Linked DNA regions of Homo sapiens: region 2 is linked to region 1. A link is a loop called in an ENCODE intact Hi-C map of the cell type or tissue named here. Cell type or tissue: heart left ventricle. All regions are shown on one strand.

What was found. Hi-C counts contacts between places; a loop is a spot of excess contacts. Peaks named below come from ENCODE experiments on the same cell type or tissue, not always from the same donor. Only the 100,000 strongest peaks of a DNase experiment are listed, where the experiment ranks them.
Region 2: it touches region 1 in a loop (2.3-fold over the local background); 10 of 110 quality-filtered maps call a loop at or near these places.

What each region holds. Positions count from the first base shown.
Region 1 is chr1:183,099,127-183,104,126 of GRCh38, reverse strand. LAMC1 (laminin subunit gamma 1) reads right to left here. Exons shown (of 28, transcript NM_002293.4): 2 at 495-799. Among named protein-coding and RNA genes, the nearest start is that of LAMC1-AS1, 40 kb to the left of the region's middle. In heart left ventricle, no CTCF peak of the experiment used is centred here; a DNase peak (open chromatin) is centred at 2,043; H3K4me3 peaks cover 275 bases; H3K27ac peaks cover 709 bases.
Region 2 is chr1:183,040,469-183,045,468 of GRCh38, reverse strand. The region is part of intron 1 of LAMC1 (laminin subunit gamma 1); the gene reads right to left. Among named protein-coding and RNA genes, the nearest start is that of LAMC1, 20 kb to the right of the region's middle. RefSeq lists a silencer at 49-249. In heart left ventricle, no CTCF peak of the experiment used is centred here; no DNase peak of the experiment used is centred here; H3K4me3 peaks cover 763 bases; H3K27ac peaks cover 1,760 bases.

The sequences.
Region 1 (5,000 bases):
TCAAAATTTTCTTGTGTAAAAATGAAAGAAGATGGCATTCTTAAATATCTTGCTTCAACGGTTCCCCTTTGCTAATTTTAAAAAATACATTTTATTTTGTCAAATCAAAAAATAGGCAAGAAAAGATCCAAGAAATCTGGGTAATTAGGTCAAATGTTCTCTTCAAAAGGTCAGAAGGAAAATGTTTCCACCTCAGGTACAGAGACTAACGTTAAAATTGTTTGACTTTTTAAAAAATGTGTAAAGTTTACATCCCAGAATAGATCTGCAAGTGCATAAGAACAAACATCAACCAGGCAGCAGGAACAAAACTACTTTCCTTCACTTATTAATAGTACACAGAGAGCAGAATCAAGCTCTCTGTCTGTGTTGCTCAAGTATTCTACTCTGACCCCGTACCTCAGAAGTGGGACCACAAGCCCCACTACAATAATCTTCCCACACCTCGCATGTTGTAGAACTAGCTGGCTTCAGGCCAACCTGTGAGAATTTACCTGCAGCACAGGGCTATTGTCAAAGTTATAGGCGCTGGGCCTTCCTTCCAGGGTAGAAAAGGCCACGTTGCCCCCAGTGAGGGGAGAAATGTCACTGAATTCATCAGTACACAAGGCCTGCTGCTCGTCCCCTCCTGTCCTGATGAAGCCGCGGTTTGCCTTGGAGTAGGTGTTCTCACAGGAACCACTGTAGTACTGGTAAGGAATCCAGGGCCCGTCTTCCCGTGTGCGCTTGTAAATGGCAAAGCTCTCCGGGCGGCTGGTGTGGAACTTGAGACGCACATAGGTGATGTCAAAAGCTTTTCCTGTGGGACAAACACATCAAAGGTCATAAATCATACGTATGAAGCAAACAAATGCCCTCTATTCCCAGCTTAGTTTGGAACTTGACAAAGGATATAAATCTCCTTGTACACATCAAACCAAGAAGACAGGCTATTCTAAAACAGAAAACTACGTATTTTCCCCCAAAATGACAAACTGCAGTTGGGTCCATAAGTTGGCTCATAAAGGCCTGTCGTGATGTGCATTGTGGAAATGTTGTGTGCAATGAAAACTGGCGGCGTATGTTAGTACTGTACTTATACTATTAATTAAAACTAAAGTTGAATAAAAAGTACGTTTATTCTTAATGCTGGTACTTCAGCAAAAGCTTAATTAAAAGATACAAAAGCAAATATATGCTAACTTTCTAAATGGGTCTCCAGGCCCTTTAAGACTTTAAAAAAACCTCATTCTCTATTAACTGTAACGTTACTCTTGACGCAGAAAGAATATCATCAGCTCTATTCTTCTACTTATCTACCAAGTTAAGATACAGACATTTGAAGAAGGGAGGACAGTGTTTGAGAGATGTAGCAGGGAGTAGAATAAGAAAGAGGAAAAAAAATTCCTTCAGTGGATGAACAATGAAATGGGGGAAAAAAGACAAAGGGAGAAAGGAGGTTTAAAAAGGTTGTTTCAATATGTTCAAAAGAGAATATATGAGAAATGAGCTCTGAGCAGAGAGGAAAAGACAGCAGTCACTGGGGCAGACAGTTCCCTGCAAAAGCCAGAGTGTGGTCTTATGGTCAGGATGGCTTGGTTGCCAGCCAGTGTGTCTTCACATGGGTAAAATATAAAATCACCATTCATTCACACATTGGGTCTTGCTAACTCTAACAATATCTATACTTTGCTACTTCTATGTTATAGTGAAGATCCCAGTTTGGTCAACAAGAATTTGTTGGGCACAAATCTATGCTCAGCTCTATGCTATATACATCAGGGGACAGAATGTGTGAAGACACAGAGATCCCTGTATTCAAGGAGCTTACAGTTTTTTCTCCCTAAGCCAATTAATTCAAGAACCATCCCAACCCTCTCCTACAAAACCCACAGAACAGCAACTTCTGTGCTCTCAGAAGTGTTGAGGAGAGACTTCTGCCACTTTCACTTCCTCGTACCCACTAGTCCCTGAGAGACAAGGAGCGATTCCTCATGTGTGGCCTGGACCCCGCTTTGTCTCTCTCTGGCTGCCGGCTGGAGTCCCCCTCTCTCCTCTCCTGCACTCAGTGCAACACAGTGGGGCTCTGCCTCTGTGTGGGGTGGGGCCTGCCGCTGTCCTGCTGCTGGATCTGGGAGTAAGTGGGTGAGGTCAATTCAGGGAGGAAAAGAGCAGAAAGCCCATGCGAGCTATGTGTCCAGGCCACATTCTTCAACTGAGCGTTCTCTATAATAAAACTGACAGGATGAGCAATATCCGACTATTTCTCAACTGGCCCAGATCTTAGAGGAGGTTGGATTAACTGTCCCCCACATACATGAAACATACTTGCACACACATTAGCTTCAACATAAAGCCATGTGGCATAACAGAAAGAACACAGGATGGGGCATTTTGAGACCTGAGTTCAGGTCCTGACTCCCTCCTTTACTAACCATATGATTTCTGCTCTGCCATTTTCTCTTTGTAAAAATGAAGACAATCCCTGCCCCACCGACTTCAAGAGTTGTTGGAAGGTCAAACTAAGATCTACACATACTTGACTAATTGTAAAATTCTATACAAATATAAGGCATTACCACAATAGGGTTTATAAAGAAAATCCCTGAACTGGGATTCTGAATACGTTCACATAAAAGGACCTGACTGTTCCTGGTACAGTTACTAAAGGATACTATACAAACATGAATATTCTATCTAGGATGCAGTGCATTTTGCCTAGACACAAGTCACACAAATACAGTTTACACACTTTCTGTTAAAAGAATGCAAGTTTTACCTGTATCTCTTTGTTGCGTCAAAAATGTCAAGACATCACCTTTGAATGAGGGCGAGGTTATAGTACAGTATCTGTGGCATTCCAGAGACTCACTATCTAAGACATTACAGAATGGTTAAACAATGTAATTTTACTCATGAGTAGGTGGCCTCGACTGTTCAAAGGCTTGCTCACTAGTCTGTAGATTATAGATTATCCTTCTTTCTCTATTTTCTCTCTATCCTTCTGATATCTCATTGTTCTTTAGCAACCCAACGGCAGCAGACTGGGCCAAAGGAGAGAAGGTAAAATCAATCAAGGCATCCTGTGTTCCAATCAACATCTGTACTACAAAGCCACCCTCTGAAAGAACCAGGCATATGTCTCTTGCTGCAGCCACAGACACAGAGCCACAAGTAGCAAAATGTCCAGAAAGCAATTATGCTAGCATTAAACTCTGATGCAGTCTACTTGCAGGTGCTGGCCTGGCCTTGCTGGCACTGAGCTTCATTTGCAGGGCTACCTTTCTTATGCCAATCTACAGCCACAGCTGGAAATGAGGGAGCTCTGTGGCAGTCTGTATGGAGGCTCACACACCTCCATGACAAGAGAGTCACGTGCACCACCCTCAGAGTTGCAGTCAACCCAACGGCGCATACAGACAACTGCAATTTACAACTCATCATGAGATGACTCCATGACAGGGGAAGTACATCATGTTTGGAAAGCATGGAGAAGATCATCTAACCCAGATTTATGAGTTCAAGAAATGCTTCCTAGAGGAAGTGGCATCTAAATCCAAGACATGAGGAATGCTTAGAATGAGCTAAGCAAACAGGGACCCATCATCCAGGCACATGAAATGGCATGTATGAAAGCCCAGAGAACACAGAGGAGTGATCACCATAGGAATTAGAGTTGTCTAGGGTAGCTAGAACTACAGAAGTGGCTGGAGATGAGGCAAACAAGAAGCAGAGCACACCAGGCTACGGTCATGTTTAAGGAGCAACTTCAGCTTAAAGGCAATGGCCAGCCACTGAAGGCATTAAACCAGAAAATACATGATCAGGTTTGATTTTTTAGAAAGATCAGTGTGGAGATTAGGTTGGAAGGGACAGGAACGAAGATGGGGAGGTCAAGATGTGGCAGTAATCCAGGAGAGATGACAGAGGTTGAACTAAGAATGGGAACAGAGGAATGGAGAGAAATGAATGGACCTCAGTGAGGTGTAGGAAGCCGTTTTCAATAGTAACTTAGTAACTGATGTACTACAAAGGCGATAGGGAGCTGCTTTTGAAAGGCTCCTCAACTTGTCGCTGTTAGTACCCTGTTTCATTGTCAAAGCTGCTTTTTCCCATTCCATGAGGTGGAAGGATTAAGAATAACATTCAGTTTTCTAGTTTCAAATGAACCAAGTGGAGGGTAGTACTACTCACTGAAATAGAGAACAGAGAAGCGTGGGCAGGACTGGAGGCAGGCGCAGGGGCAGGATGGGAAGATGAATTCAGTTTCCGATACACTAGTTCTGGGATGCCTGCAGGTCAGTAGATGAGGAAATGTCTGTAGGGAGCTGGATGTGAGCAGTTTGACGGGCCAAGAGAGATGTCTGAGTTAGAGACAGAGACTTGGGACTCACTAGTATGCAGATGGACACTGGAGACTTGAGTACAGTTGAAGCATATGGAGCAAGTGTGTTCCGTGACAGCTGACTTCTGAGACCACCCTGAGGTGCACAAACATTCACAGCACACACAGAGGAAGATGACAGAGGAGGCTATGAGGGGGCAGCCAGAGGGAGGAAGGCAAGTAAAAGAATAAAAATGCCACAGAAGCCAAGGAAAGATGGTTTTGAGGAGGGAGGAATCAATGGGGTTCAAATCTGCTAGGAGAGTCAAGTAAGATAATGACTAAGAAGTATCCATCAGCTTCAAGCCACAGAGGTCACAGCTGCACCAAAAGCAGTGCCAGGGACAAGATGGCAGTGGTTGGAATTGAGAATGGGCCGGGCTCAGTAGCTAAGGCCTGTAATCCCAGTACTTTGGGAGGCCGAGGCAGGCAGATCACTTGAGGTCAGGAGTTCGAGACTAGCCTGGCCAACATGGTGAAACCCTGTCTCTCCTAAAAATTCAAAAAATTAGCCAGGCGTGGTGGTACGCGCCTGTAATCCCAGCTACTCAGGAGGATGAGGTGGGAGAATTGCTGGAACTCAGGAGGCGGAGGTTGCAGTGAGCCGAGATCGCGACATTGCACTCCAGCCTAGGCA
Region 2 (5,000 bases), 59 kb after region 1:
CAATTACCACATATAGAATACCATTTTTACAAAGCTCAAAAACAAACAATACATTGTTTAGGAATTACAAAACTATTTTCTTTTAAAAGCAAAAGACTAAAACATAAAATCCATGGTAGTAGATACCTGGGGTGAGGAAAATTGGAAGAAATGTCCCTAGAGTTACTAATCTACTTCATATGGAAACTTTTATTTCTACTCCATATTTATGTGCACTAAAACAGAATACTTGGCTGCATAAACAATTATCTATTTTACCTTGTATTGACTTGCAAGTACAAAACAATAATTCATACTAATCAACTGGCCATATACATTTAAAACAAAAAAAGCCAAAAAAAAAAAACCTACTGAGAAGATTCTAGTTGTTACTGGTGAGCACTTGGTAATTATTAGCCTAGGTGACAACAGAATTTCCTCTCTGAGAAATAATCCCTGGGTTCACTGGAAATCAGTATTAAGAATGTACAAGGGAAGTATTACATTTTAATAACCTTCAAATGACAAGAAGAAGGCTTTAGTGGATCTTTTTTTTTTTTTAAGCATTGAGACACCAACTTCATGACACTTTACAATTAATATAACAGAAACGTTTAAAAGTCTCAGTGTGAGAAAATCTGCTACCCTAAAAAAAGAAAGGTATTTAACTTGGCATTGTGGATCCTGGAAAGGAAGACAACGCTTCTTAAAAAGAAACAATTTTGTGGTTGGTTTCAGTTATTTTCCAGTTCTTAAAGGAAAGTTCAACAGAACAGACAGGTCTTCTATTACTACTGTCCACAAAAGGGGGATGTCTTAAATCTTGAGGAAATAGCTCCGTGGCCTTTCTCCAATGATTAGTGAACACAGCTCTTCCAAACACCCTTCCAAAGCCATGGCCTGGATATATTTTTTTAATTTAGTCCTAGGTTTCTCTGTCAGTTTAGAATTGAATCTTCTGATTCATCAAAAGAGCCAAAGAATATTTAAATGCCTATCGTTTTACGAGTCAAGTACCCAGCTCTAAGTTACTGACCTAATGGTTTAAAACACGGTTCCCACGCTGGGTGCATATGAAAATAAATAAACATAAAAAAGATTCCCAAAGAAGATGGTATGCTCAAGTGACCAATGAGTGATACAGTAAGCACTGCTGTGTCACACTTCTAAGATGTGGGGAAGAATTTATAGAGAAGGCATTTTTCTTCCAAAAGAAACTAGGACAGTAAAGCCCAGAGGACAACATGATGTATTTTGGGCAAAGGACTCTGCACAAATAAAGAGAATGAGTTTGACTTTAAAAAAATAAAAAAGAAAGATGTCAATTCAAGGAGACTGTAATCTTTTAGAAAGCAAAAACCAAGCTGACAGAACACAACAGGCAAAAGCAATCATTTATAACCATTTACACAGTCATCCTCAAAACTGAGTGACTAAAGATTCCTAGACACTGATTTACTAAGGATTAAAAAAAACTGGACAGAAAGTTAGTTGTGATAAGCAGGTAGGTAAACAGATAAAGAGCAGACAAGAAGGACACAGACATCGCCAAAATTATCTGCTTCTGAAAACAAGAACAACAGAATAACTTTCAATTCAAAATGTATCTCAAATGAAATGGCTTTAACATAGCCAGGTTTCTCACAAAACTATGCATGGTAGTAATGTCATTAAAAATGACATTGCCTTTCTAAAATGATTTTTAAAAGGCAACACCTTTTTACAAAAATCAATGAAGCAACAACAAAAATTGAACGGATGTCCCTAGAGGAATAGAAATACTTTTCTAATAGGTCACTTTTTATCAGAATTCAACCCTATTTCTTTTCTTCTTTTAAACATTTATGTAATGCCCTATCTGTAGTTCTAAATATTGTTACCATAATTTCATAATCCATTCACTCAAATTGTTAGAACATGTCAAAATTCACCCTTTCAATGAAATGAAATTTCCTATTAAACTTTATCTGCTTATTTAGATAACCAATTTACCAGATGCCTATTGTTCACATTTTTATATAGTCTTCAGTAGTTTTATCACTATCTGTAAAAGTGATATAACTTACGTAATCAAATGTGATATAAGTCCATAATCCTTCATCTGTGATTCTCAATTCAAAAAGCCCTAAACAGCAGGAGATTTTCATAATGTGTGACAACAATACATGACCTAGTGTGAGGCTATGATAGCCTTTCATCAGTCTGTTTCGTACGAATACATTTTACTGCAGATATATTCAATTGCTTGGAGATGGGGGTCCTGCTGAGGGTGTTATGTAACATACACCCATCTTCCTAAATCTACTAGATCATAAGCACCCCACTCTAAGTTGGACACCTAATTAATGGTTAAAACATGATTCACAGCTGCCTTCAATGAACTCGCAATGAAGAAAAAGATAAATATACATTTAAGAAGATTCCACAACAAAACTGTATATGTTCAAGCCACAAAAAGCACTGATTTATCACTTCTGGAACTCTCATTCCTAAAAGACATCTGGATTTTAAAACAGCTCTGATTGGTCTGTCACAGCTGAAGGTAAACACCATCAGCATCGTCAAGTGAATTCAGACAATGCCCATGTGGGATGTGCTCCTCCGAGGCAGATAGACATAGAGCCCATCAGTGTAAGTACACAACACCAAGAAGGTACAGTGGGATCTCAGTGCCAGGAGAGGGCTGGGGGTGTGAAAATGGAAAAGGTCAAAGAATAAACCAATTCTGTAAAGTCAGGGAGTGAAGGCTGTGCACTAAGAGCAGAATGAGTACACACCCTTTCTTCAGAGGCTCTTTTACTGAAAAGCTAAAGTTGTGAGGATCCACAGTGAGCGTGGTCCCTATTTTTCTATATCCACTCCCTACAACTGCCAGCCACAGAATGGGAACCTCTGAAGACTCTCCAGAAAGACCAGAACTTGGGAGAAACCAGACTCTTCAGCACAGGAGTTGGCATGGCAGAGCTGTCTGCCAAAAATCTGTTCTCTCCCCACCAACCCATCCATCACTGTAATAGATCTGTGGCCAGGCACAAGACCACCCAGCTAGACCCCATTTTCCAGCCTCTACTGTGTTTATGAGGTGGCCAAGTGACTAAGCTCTCTCTGGTGGCAGATAATACACTTTCAGGTGTTATGGCACTTTGGGGAGGTAAGATTTTCAAGTGTTAAGATTTAGGCACACACTCCTCAATATCTTCCCAATTGGAAAGCACAGGGGCCTATCACCCAGCCTCAACCAGGCACATAAGAATGATACCCTAAAGGATCCCAGATTATTTCCAGGAAACACTCATGAGTCCCTGAATGTCAGCGTGGAGAACTACCCTGCTGTCCTGAACCACTGACCTCAGAATTACCACCTGAAGGAGAAACAAACTTCAATGATTTAAAACTGGGTTTTTATTTACTTTATTACTTTATACTGGGGCTCTTTGATACAGTGACTTACTCTTCATCTAACAATGCTGGTGAGGAAACTATACCATGTACTAGCCATCCTATTCTGCCTGATCAATTTTAAAAACCCTATCTACAAGGCAAATTCCATCATGGGAAAACCTAAACAAAATTGCTGTTTCTTGCACTCATCTGCATTCTGTGTCCATAGCCTCAAAGAAATAGAAATTCACTCATTCAGCAAACTTTTTTGAACCCCTACTACCATATAAAAGGTATTATGCCGTACACTAGGGGCATAAAAGTCAGTGGGGTGGTGGAGGGGAAGCCAATGAAATCCTCCCTAGGTCAGGTCCTTTGTACTGCATGCTTTTTTACCCAGAACTTAAGCTCTAGGTCTTCTCTGCCCTGTCTCCGGTACTATGCAGTACCTTTTGTGTAACAGGTGCTTAATAAATCTTTGTAAATGAATGAATTAAGAAATCTATGGATTCGTCTTGTCTTTGATGAACTCAGCTAATGGGGGAAAGAGAGAAAACAATACAATATAGCACCCCTCACATCCTAGGTATGCAATATGCTTACTGGATTTTAGAAGTGAGTGGACGTATAAACATCAAATGACATAAAGGCAAGTGCTCTGGAGGGAACAGAGGAATTAGAAATTAGCAAAATCTTCTTGGAGGAGTTGAAATTTGTCAGGAGTTTTAAAGATGATTAGGAAGTAGCCAAAGGAAAAAACAGAAAAGTAAAGAGTCAAGAAAAAAATGTAGTAGTACCCACACGGTGGGAGCATGTTTACTATGAACAGTTTACCATGACTGAAATTAAAGGCAGGGGAATAAGATGCACAGAACTTGTACTCCTTTGAATACTATCACTTCCATTAATTAAGCCTGACACAGTACTCTTTTCTGTAGCATTTGCATCACCCCACTTGCTTAATATAAATTGCTATGAAACCAGAGCTCCCCCTTCTTTGACTTCCAGATTTAATTTTCATTTTTAAATCTAAAATCAGGATTTATTTGACTATTTCTGGTAAGTCATTTATCACATAAACAAGGAATCCCAAGGTCATAAGGAATCTTCACGGTCACCAGATCAACATTCTGGGAAGCATTTATTTTGATCTTCTATAGTCATATCTCCTTTGCAATCACATGGAATTTCTATCCTTCTCTCACGGCACTTCATGTTTTGTCTCAGAGAAAATTTGTTGATACACACATTCTTACTCTCCCACTGGACTGCATGCTCTTTAAGTGCAACCTACATTCTTCTTTATCTCATATTCCTCCAGTGCTCAATCATCAAAAGCTCTGCATAAAATCATCTTTTAATCCAATTCTGTCAGCTCTAGCAGCCTCTGTCAAGTCCCACCTATGTGCTCACCCCGGGTTACAGCCTCAGGGTTACCTTCAGTCAAGATGAGCTGCTCCAGCCTTTCTCCTGAAACCCAGTCAAGCCACAGGCAGAGCCTCTCTCCTCTTTTTAACACTAATGATGCCACATTATATCCTTTTTTTTCCCTCCACTTCTATTTTACGAAGATTTAATACCCTGATTTTTAAAAAATGGAACAAGTTCCAAATAAACAAACCAACTTGTTTGTAAGCTAT